Regions from separate parts of the Mus musculus genome. Here region 1 is linked to region 2. A link is a contact called in ENCODE Hi-C or POLR2A ChIA-PET data. All regions are on one chromosome and are shown on one strand. The core of a region is the stretch at or near the end of the contact, and the rest is flanking DNA. Distances in the headings are between cores, read along the strand shown. Region 1 holds the start of 4930423B08Rik (a long non-coding RNA gene). Region 2 holds the start of Arid5b (AT rich interactive domain 5B (MRF1-like)).

Region 1 (5,479 bases), core at 360-2,859, 1.0 Mb before region 2:
AATGTGAGCACAATATTCTGAAGGCCAGGAGAGGGCGTGGCTGAAGGCCAGGAGAGGGTGTGGCCCCTCTGGGGGGCTGGAGTTATAGGTCTTTTAAGATGATAGGTTTAAGTACACTGTAGCTGTCCTCAGATACTCCAGAAGAGGGCATCAGATTTCGTTATGGATGGTTGTGAGCCACCATGTGGTTGCTGGGATTTGAACTTGGGACCTTCGGAAGAGCAGTCAGTGCTCTTAACCACTGAGCCATCTCGCCAGCCCCGAGTTATAGGTCTTTGTGAGCCACTGGATGCTGGGACTTGAACTCAGGTCCTCTTCAAGAGCAGCCTGTGCTCTGCTCTTAACTGCTAAGCTGTCTCTCCAACCCTTGTATTTGAAATTTTTGAAACGGGATCTCATGCTGAAGTCCAGGAAGGCCCAGCACTCAAAATATAATTGCAATGCTGAGATGATAGGTGTAAGTCTCCAGCCTGGCTTTCTGTTTTATTTTTTTAAGAGTAGAGTAGACGCTTTGTGAGGAATGATGTCACGTCTCTTCATTGTACTCGAATAATCATGCACTACTTAATAACAGCAATTTCTCGCACTTGCGGCTAGTTTTGCTCTCTTGCGTGTTCCTTTGAGGGGAGCTGTAGTAGTCTCATCTGTGATGGAGAGTTTGGGGAAGGGAATTATTTTGTGGATTTTATTATTGTTTTTAAGGCTTTCATTCCATAACCCAGGCTAGGCTTGAAATTATGATCTTTCTGCTTCAGCTCCGTAAGAGTCCGGGGATTACTGGTTTGAGTGGCCACACCTGCCTAAGAATGACATCTTAGCTGTGGTTTTCCTGTGGGCTAACAATGACTTTATATATCCAGCCATCCATTCATCCTTAAATAGTCACCATTGGTGACCCAGCACACCCCTTGGGGCTGTTCTGCTAGCTTTAACAGAAAACAAGATAAATAAAACATTTTATTCCACCCCACAGCTTTCGTCGTCTGGTTACCCTGGCAACAGACTTGGAGTCTGCACTGTCAGATAACACACAGTCCACACTTGCAACCTGGACAGGACCTGGAGATAGCTCAGCGAAAGGTGTTGCCTGAGTGTAAGCTACCCAAGAGGTTTCCATTATTCCTTGAAACCAGTCATGTCTCCACAAACAAGGTTTCCACCCCAGAAAGCTGAGGCTCCAGGGCTTAAATGAATAGCATCCCGCAAGGGGTATGAAAGACAATCTAAATGTTATAAGGAGAAATGTCACGTTTTCATTAACTTTTATGTATAGATTTAATCCCTCTCTTATTAGGGTTATGTTTAAATCATGCTAGGATTATTGGCAGCACAGTGTAAATGTATCTGTCTTATGAATGAACACACATGTTGAGTGTCGTGGAGCGCTCAGAGTTTACCAATCCTGTCCTGCATCTTTGCTGAGCCACACATAATGCCCTGCGACAGGCTTACCGGGCCAGCTTTCCAAAGCCAGTGAGGTCTGTTTGGATCTGATGACTGAGAAGAGAATTGCTCATGATTTATGATGATAACATTTGAGGCAGGTGAGCGGACCCTCCACGACGGCCTGATACACCTTGTTGAGGGTTGGCTAATTGCTGCAAGGCATGATGGGAAATACCTCACAATGGGCGTGTCTTCCTTTTTTTTTTTTTTTTTTTTCTGTAGTCATAGCACTGGGCCATAAAAAGACAGCTTAGTGACTGAATACAGATAGTCATCCAGGGACCAAGATGGCTGGCGATGCTTGTGGCTTCCGCAACTGGTCCAGGCTCTATCCAGAAGGTAACTGAAATCTCGGTGAGGTGGCACAGGCCTGTATGACTAGCAAGGCAGGAGCATAATGAATTCCAAGCCAACATGAGCTCTGTTTTCAAACAAACGATCTGAAGACAATAACACGCGAAGCTCAGAGAGGAGAAGACAGCTTAAACACGTGGTGGCCAGGTCTGTCTGAGTGTCTCACCTTCAGTTCCAGTCAAAGGTGTTGCAAGTAGCTTTTGCTACCCTGCCCAGGATCCGGGAATGGGCAGCGCTACCAGCCCCCACCCAGCTTCCCAGGAATCCACAGATAAAAGACACAGACACACAGTTGTTCAATTTCAATCTGCCTTTTGATACAATTGCTGGGCGATACTATCTCCCGCCAGGAAAAGCTTGCCCTCATCAATATTCTTATCTCCGCACTTCTCCACCTGCCCTCAGATTTAGTAGCTCAGTTACATCCTACTTAATCACTTCCGACTTCCCTGCCTGTGGGAGTGGTCACATACGGCTGCTCCACCCAAGATCTCACGGGGCTGGTCACCTTTTCTTCATCAGAAGCACCAGGAACTCTGGTCTCTCCTTGCCTCTCGGGACCTGGAAGTCCTGCCTATCTCTCCTGCCCAGTGATTGGCCCATGGCGTCTTTACTGAGAGACCAAGAACCAATTGGGGGAACAGGACCACCCATACACAAAGGTTCTGTTGCCAGAATATAACAGGTAACCCTGCTTGTTAGCAGGAAGCCGGAGAAGAGGGCTGGCTGCAGGCTGGCCGTGGAGAGGCCTTTGGATGCTTTTTTGGTTCACGGGGGAAATGACTTTCCAAGCCTCAGTTTGCCTGCTATTGAGAATTGGTTTGCTCCCTTTTTCACGACATCTGGTTACTATGCCATTTTACCCAAGACAGTAAACCTAACAGTAACATGGTGCCTGGCCTGGGGGCTTATTGTTTCTATGGAGAGTCAGTTTCTCACCTCAAGGGTTGATATATCAGATATCCTGCATCTCAGATATGTACATTATGATTCGCAACAGTAGCAACATTACAGTTATGAAATAGCAATGAAATAATTTAATGTTAGGGGGTTACCAAGACATGAGGACTGTATCAAAGGGTCTCAGCGTTAGGAAGACTGAGCTCCAATGTCTTAGAGGGTCCCAGGTGACCTCCAGGTTTCCCCTGGAGGGACCACTGAAGGTGGCCTTTTTGGAACCAGACCCTTGAATGCAGTCTAGGCCTATGACTGAGTGTCCCCCCACTGTCCTCAGAGCCAGTGTGCATAGGCCTTCCCACTTGATCAGGGGAAATTCGGAGAGTTTTACAAACAAGAATACATCTGCTGAACTGGCTCACTCCCTATTTGGAAAGACTGCAGCAATTCCTTGGCAGAAAGGATCCTGGCAACCTGCCTCAAACAGAGGCCAATAGATGGTCTGGGCCCATGCAGGGAGCCTGGCATCTTTTGGATAAAGTAATACACAGGGCATGACTGTTTCCATTTCCAAACAGCTTAACCCTGAGTGATGGAGACAGTTGTGTCCTGTGAACCTTCTATTGCAAAACCCTCATGTGATGCCGCCTGCTGTTTATAGCCTTCCATTGTGTGGAGCTCTGGTCCGTGACAGGGCTGCAGTGTCCTTCTCAGGAGCACACCAAGATGACTTTGTACTTATACCAAGTGTATTTATACATCATCTTTCAAAACTATTTTTATTACCTAAACTATAATAAATTTTGGCATCTACCATACTCTGAAGTTCATTATTTAGTTCTTCATCTACCTGTGTGATGGTTTGTATATCCTTGTTCGCCTACCTGTCCACTCCCTCACCTATTCATCTGTCTATTCACACATCTATATACCAATATACTCCACCATCCATCCATCTACCCACTCATCCATCCATCTATCCATCTACCCACGTAACCATCCATCTACTCACTCATCCATTCATACATCCACTCATTCATCCATCCATCTATCCATCTACCCACTCATCCATACACCTACCCACCCCCCACCCACCCATCCATCCACCCACCTACCCACCCATCCTTCTATCCATCCATGCAACCATGCATCCACCCACCCACCTATCCTATCCATCCATGCATGCATCCATCCATCCAACTTGTAATTGGTGAGTAGCATCTATCAGAAACTAGAGATATAAAGTTAAGCAAAACCACACTTAGAGTAGAGGTGAGCATGGGAGTATTTATTCTTTGACCCTCTCCTAGATCAGAAGTTCTAGGCACAATGTGTTTACCTTCCCAAACTCCAAGAAAGGGTCACTCGAAAGCCCAGATTAAGGCATGGGAATTTCTAGACCCCGAAACCATAAGACCAAACATCCCAGAGACTAGGTGTCTTAGGGTTTCTATTGCCTCAAAAAGACACCATGACCATGGCAACCCTTTTTTTTTTCCCCCCCAAAAGGAGCTCTGGCAAAGTTCTATTAAAGGAAAACTTTCTTGTTTACTTCTCACCAGTCTGTTCTGGCATGCTTCTAATAATATCAGAATCACCTGGGTCAATGATAGCCAGTGTGCATACTCTGTAGTGTTTTCCACACGCGGTGCCCAGTTCAATATTATTGCCCCTGTAGTGATGGACGCCAGTTTTAGCCAACATGGCATAGTACTCTATTTCAGATTTCCTCAAAGCTGGGCAGCTGTTGGCGAGGATAACCAACTTCAATTTGCCTTGTCTGATCATCTTAAGTGTCTGTTTGTACCCCAGCATGTACTTCTCACTTTTCACAACAAGTTGGAGCCTAGAGTTGATCGACTCCAGAGACTTTTTTGTCTTTTTTGAGGCCACCATCTTCCTGCCTTAGGTGCGGGACAACCCCCAACCAACACCAGCCGCCAAGATGGCCGAGGAGAGAGAAAGGAAGGTGACCATGGCAACTCGTATAAAGCAAAACACTGCTTTGGGGCTGGCTTAATCCATTATCGTCATGATGGGAAACATGGCAGCGTGCAGGCAGACACGGTACTGGAGAAGGAGCTGAGAGTTCTACATCTTGATCTGCAGACAGCAGGAAAGACTATCCACCACATTAGACATAGCTTGAGCACAGGAGACTTCAAAACCTGACCCCATGGTGATACTCTTTCTTCAGCAAGGCCACACCTCCCGATAGTGCCACTCCCTATGGGCCTATGGGGCCATTTTCATTCAAACCACCCCAGTAGGAGGAGGACAAAACCTCATAAAGTTAGTGGTTAGATCTCCCTGTAGTAGAATTTCAACTCCTAGTTTTTAATTTCGGACGCTTCTGGATGAGCAAGTCAGTCTCTTTCTGGTTTTCCTTCCTTGTTTTAAAACGAGGATAAGAATCTTCACACCCAGCAACCGATGTATTACATAGGTTCCTGGTGGTTCAGGCTGCTCTCGGGCCCTCGGGAGGTGAGAGCAAGCAACCACGGGTGGGTCATCTCACACCACTTTTTTTTTTTTAAATCCTAAAACGAACGCAAATATGTTGTTAACCAGAATATAATTTTTTAATCTCTTAAGATTCAAAACAAAACCTCACATGTTGGAGACGGTTGTGTGTTTTCAAGGACGCTGTCGGAATGTGGTCTAGGAACAAAGTTGTGTGAGGGGAATTTTTAGTGCTTGTGAGAACACTCCAAGAAAACAAGTCCCCCCCTCCCCTCCCCCAAAACACAGACTTGTTCTTGGAACGTGTTTTCACGATGCT
Region 2 (4,866 bases), core at 679-3,178:
AACAAGATACATCTTGCCTTTTTTATGACTTCTCCATGTTCTGAATCAAAAAAATGTGTTTTAGATAATGTTAAGCGCCCTAATTCTTACTGCAGCGGAGGCAGACGTTATGGAAAAAAAGCGTCAAAACACACACAGAGGGTCCTTCCACCGCCAGATCACCGAAGATGAGGCGTTTGTGCTCTGCTGGGTGTATTAACTTCAGCCATGTGAATATAATTTTCATTAAAGTAATCCTGTCTCAACTCGATGCTGCGGGTAGAGGTGAAACGTTGCGAAAGCGTTAAAAATAGCTTGCTAGTAATTTCAACATCCTGTAATTTTATCGCGGATCGAGTTTCAACTGTCGTACTATACAAACCTTATCCCCCATATAGTACATGTTTACTTTTTTAGCCTGCCAGACCCACTCTGGAAAGATTGGTGCCAATATAATAAAATCGCTGGGGGGTTGGGGAGGGGTGCTGGAAAGAGTGGGAGGAGAGCCGGGAAGGGGTGGAGGAAGCGAGTACACCATTTTACATCAATGCTGCGAAAATGCAAGCGAGCCAGGCGGAGGACCGGCAGCTGGGTCGCAGCGAGCGAGGGTTTTGCAGTCCCTGCCTGTTCCTTGTTCTGTGGCTCTTAAGTTTCTCTGTTTGCATAATAGCCGTGCATGCAAACCGCGCAATGCTCCAGGGCTCCAGAACAATAAATATACACATTTAAAACCTTTATTGTCTTACGTTGTGTTAACCACCCCCCACCTCCGTTTCCAACAGCTTAATTTCTGATGGTATTTAACTAGTTTGCAAATGGATTATTTTTTTCAGTTTCAAACTATTACCGAGAAAGCTCCCCCTCCCTTTTGGGAGGAGGGGGGCACGGGAAGGATTGGGGGTGGGGTAGAAGTCGGTATATTATTCCTGTAGCGCCGGGTTATATAAACACATTATCATTTGAGAGAGCCCTTGGCGTCCATCAGCATTGTAAACACGTACGAGTGTATATACTTCAAAATTAAAGAATGCACACGCAGAACCCAGAGCCCGAATTCATATTCCGAGCAGACTCGCGGCTCGCATGTATTGATTTATCATGCATGGTTTATTGTTCCTCTCCCTAAATGTAGTTGCTGTCCGTTCAATATTGTTGCAAAATCACGAGACGTGTGTGTACTGCTCACTTGTCTTTCTGCTCTTCTTCTTCCTTTTTTTCCCCCCTGCTGAGTATTTTTTTTTTGCGAAGCGAACAAATGCATTAATATTTATATGTTTATATAATCGATAACCCACTTTTCCCTTCCGTGTAAATAGGCATCAGAAGATAATTTAACAGATTAGTTCTCTCAAACATGGCAGTGAGGAAACGTAATTTAACTATCAAACAAATCTACATGTCTAATAACAGCAAATCTGCTAAGGAGCATTAGAAAGAGGAGCGGCGCCCCGGAATCTCTGCAGGAAATGTTCTTTATATTAGACATATACAAGCAGGTCCTGTCAGATGCACAACGCAGCTCGAGAGACTTGGTCTGCTCCAAAAATCTCAACCGACGTTACCCACAGACACGAGGAACTGAGAAGAGAAAGATACCCTCATTACTTGGTTTTAGGATGGGTTTCAATTTTTTTTTACATCTTCCTGTCTGCTTTTTGCCTTGATCCATTCTCTTCCCGCCGAGGTCGGACTTAGCCCTTCTCCCTATTTCGAATTTGATCAACCCATCTTTGGCAGCAAACCCACATCTTTTTTACAGGAGATGAAAATTGAGTCTTCGAGGAAATATTAGGATATATTTTCAATCATTTTGGTGCTGAGGGGGAGGCTAGAGCTTAGTTTTATATTGAGACATCACGCCGGCTGCAAGCAGAGAATGCTTTCCCCTGCCAGGACCTGATGCAATCCATTCAAGCCAACAAGTTTGGAGAGAATGTTGAGTTCAATCAATTCAGAACGTCGAGATGGAGCCCAACTCACTCCAGGTATTTCGCTCTCCTCCGCTCCTGCGGTCCCGGCGCCCCCCGGCACCCCCCAGCCCCCCAGCTCACCCACCCCCTCACACCCCCTCACACCCCCCACAAACTTTTTACCAAACTTTTACCCTCTGCATCCCCCCAAAATCATTTTTATTGTTTTTTTTAAAAATCCCTGCGCTGATCATACCTACATAATGTAATTTTATCGCCTCATATGGGGAACTGGGGAGGGGTGGTGGGGACCCGGAGGGCTTTTTTTTTCTTTTCTTTTCTTTCTTTCTTTCTTTTCTTTTCTTTTTCTTTCTTTCTTTTTTTTTTTTTAAGGGAGGCAGAAAATTAGTGGGTTTTGTAATATTTTTTCACCCAGCGTTCTATCTGTGGGCCGGTCTGTATTGAGAGTCTTGTGTGTTAATGTGCCTGGGAATAGATATTTGTGCTTGATGGCTACATTATTTACGTGGTGCTTTTTTTTTTCTCTCTCTCTCTCTCCCTCTCTCTCCCCCTCCTGCAGTGGGTCGGCTCACCGTGTGGCTTGCACGGACCTTATATTTTTTATAAGGCTTTTCAATTCCACCTTGAAGGCAAACCAAGAATCTTGTCCCTTGGCGACTTTTTCTTTGTAAGATGTACGCCAAAGGATCCGATTTGCATAGCGGAGCTCCAGCTGTTGTGGGAAGAAAGGACCAGCCGGCAACTTTTATCCAGCTCGAAACTTTATTTCCTCCCCGAAGACACTCCCCAGGGCAGAAATAGCGACCATGGCGAGGTGGTAAACCTATCTCTCCCTCTCTTCCTTCTTTATTATCTACCCCCCCCCTCCAGTAATGCGTATTATAAGGCAAGCTTGAAAATACTGTATTCAGTTCTGCGGTGAGCAGGATCCGCTCGTTTTTTAAAGGGGTAGCGCCACTAACTGGGGCTGGAGTATTTTACCATTGTCAGAGTTTGGCTGTCAGCTTTACAAAGACCGTCCAACTGCTGATTTTAGTCAAGATCAAATAACTTGTCAAGAAGGGTTTTGTTCCAGGGTGTGTGTGTGTGTGTGTGTGTGTGTGTGTGTGTGTGTGTGTGTGTTCGTTTAGCTACCTCTTCTTGAAGATTAATATCTCATGCTTTAATATACATATTTTAATGTACATATTTTTTGCTTTTTAATTTTTTTAATTTTTTTACTTCATGCCTGGCTCCTGGGCTGGGTAGCTTTCTTTTAGTGGGTTTTGATATTGTTCACGTTTTTTTTTTTTCTTTTAAGTATTTGATATGTTTAAGAGGGCGGAAATTACGAAACGGAGGCAGAATGAGATCAAAAGCAATTGAGTTGGCAAAGGCGTGTTGACTGAAGTGATAAATGACAGGTACTGGGATAATACATTCAAATAACTTGCGCATCTGCCCGGGCGGATTTCAAAGCGGTCGTGTAACCGGCACAAACACGTTCGGCATTAAGAACTATCTCGCGCCCACTCCCCCTCCTCCCGGAGCCATTTGATGTTCTGGTTTCCAGTGACTCCACGCGAAGTGGACGTCTTCCAGTAGGGTGTGGGGCTGGGTGCAGGGGCCTCTGCGGTGAGGTGCGAGTCTGTGCGCGGGATGGACGCGGGGAGGACCCTGCGGCGCCGCCACCAGGCCACCTCCCTCGGGCTCTGTCACTGCGGGTGTGACCGCACCTCTATGGGCTCCCCGGGTCCGAGGGCCGAGCTTGGTGGAGTGATCGTTACCCCCCTACACACACACACTCACACACACACACACACACACACACACACACACACACACACACACACACACACGGGAACTATTTTGGGGAGTCTGCGCCCAGGGCGCGGTGGGAGGGAGGGCGCACGGCCCCCTGGCCAGGCTTTGTGTCTCCCGAGACAGAGCAGGGTGATCAGACTGAGACTTTTGAGGGCAGCTAGCTCGGCGCCAGGCTCGCGAGCTTTCGAGGTAGGTCTGTTGTTAAATGAATGGTTCGGTGCTGAACTCCTCCGGGGCCCTGGAGCTGCCAGCCCAGGCAGAAATTCCTGGAGCTGATGGAGTTGATTGCACTTTTGGCCTTGCTAGCTCACTCCCTCTCCCCCGGATCGAATTACCCCTCAGTGGTCCGCGGCTGGTTAATTAAGGGAGTTCGTCAGAACCTCGGCCCAGGAATCTGCCTTTTCGGAAATAAGCTCCGCCCTCCTCCCGGCACACACCCCTCCCCCGCCCTCCCCGAAAAGCCTAGGGTGTAAGCATTCGGCTTTCCGGGCTCCGCCTGCAGCCTGACTAAGGTGGTGTGTGGATGCAGAGTGGGACCCCTGCAGCCCACCAACAGGTTGAGCGCCTTCCTCCCCACCCCCCTGGGCTCAAGCCCCTCCCCCGACCCAACTTTGCTGCGCAGCTGTCTTCCTTCTCTCCCTCCCCCTTCCTGATTTCTTATTATTTGCTTTTCAAATTTATTACTTCAACATGGCCTGTGATCTGGAGAAGGGAAGGATTAAATATCCAGAAAAGAGCTGGTGCCTAACAGACTTCGGACTAAACCCAGGAGGAAATCATTCAGTGTTTTATGGGATATTTGTGGTCACTCTTTTTTTTTTTAATTGAAATTGGAATATTTGTTTAAAAGACCCCGAGTTGACCCCACTAGGTCCTCTTTAATTTCTGTTGATGTAACTAAACGGCAAATTCTGATTTAAGAATAAAATCCACAGACGATCCCATCTGTCTGTCAGAACTGTTGACAATGAATAGATACGTTTTTTAAACACACGATCTCTTTTTAATTGTTCCTTATGGGGAGTTGTAATGATCTAGGCATTTCGTATCTACTGTATGAGCCATACCTCAGAAAATTAATCTTGCCATTTAAAAGTAAACTCTAGGGGGTTTGTGGAGAGAGGGCGGCTCTATTTATAATCCTCAGCTGCTT

What was found. A loop is a pair of places that touch in the nucleus more often than their neighbours do. ChIA-PET counts read pairs that join two places held with the same protein, here RNA polymerase II (POLR2A).
Region 1: a map of v-Abl transformed pro-B cells shows a loop between it and region 2 (5-fold over the local background). The contact joins the promoter of 4930423B08Rik here to the promoter of Arid5b in region 2. A Hi-C loop is called at or near these places in 1 of 37 maps with a recorded cell type or tissue (v-Abl transformed pro-B cells). POLR2A ChIA-PET finds 5 or more read pairs at or near these places in 1 of 5 experiments (Patski).

Annotation. Positions count from the first base shown.
Region 1 is chr10:69,324,391-69,329,869 of GRCm38, reverse strand. 4930423B08Rik (a long non-coding RNA gene) reads left to right here and starts at 1,609. Exons shown (of 2, transcript XR_380547.3): 1 at 1,609-1,785; 2 at 3,276-3,515. It also overlaps the pseudogene Rpl30-ps7.
Region 2 is chr10:68,275,788-68,280,653 of GRCm38, reverse strand. Arid5b (AT rich interactive domain 5B (MRF1-like)) reads left to right here and starts at 1,928. Exons shown (of 10, transcript NM_023598.2): 1 at 1,928-1,964; 2 at 2,470-2,724. The coding sequence starts at 1,944.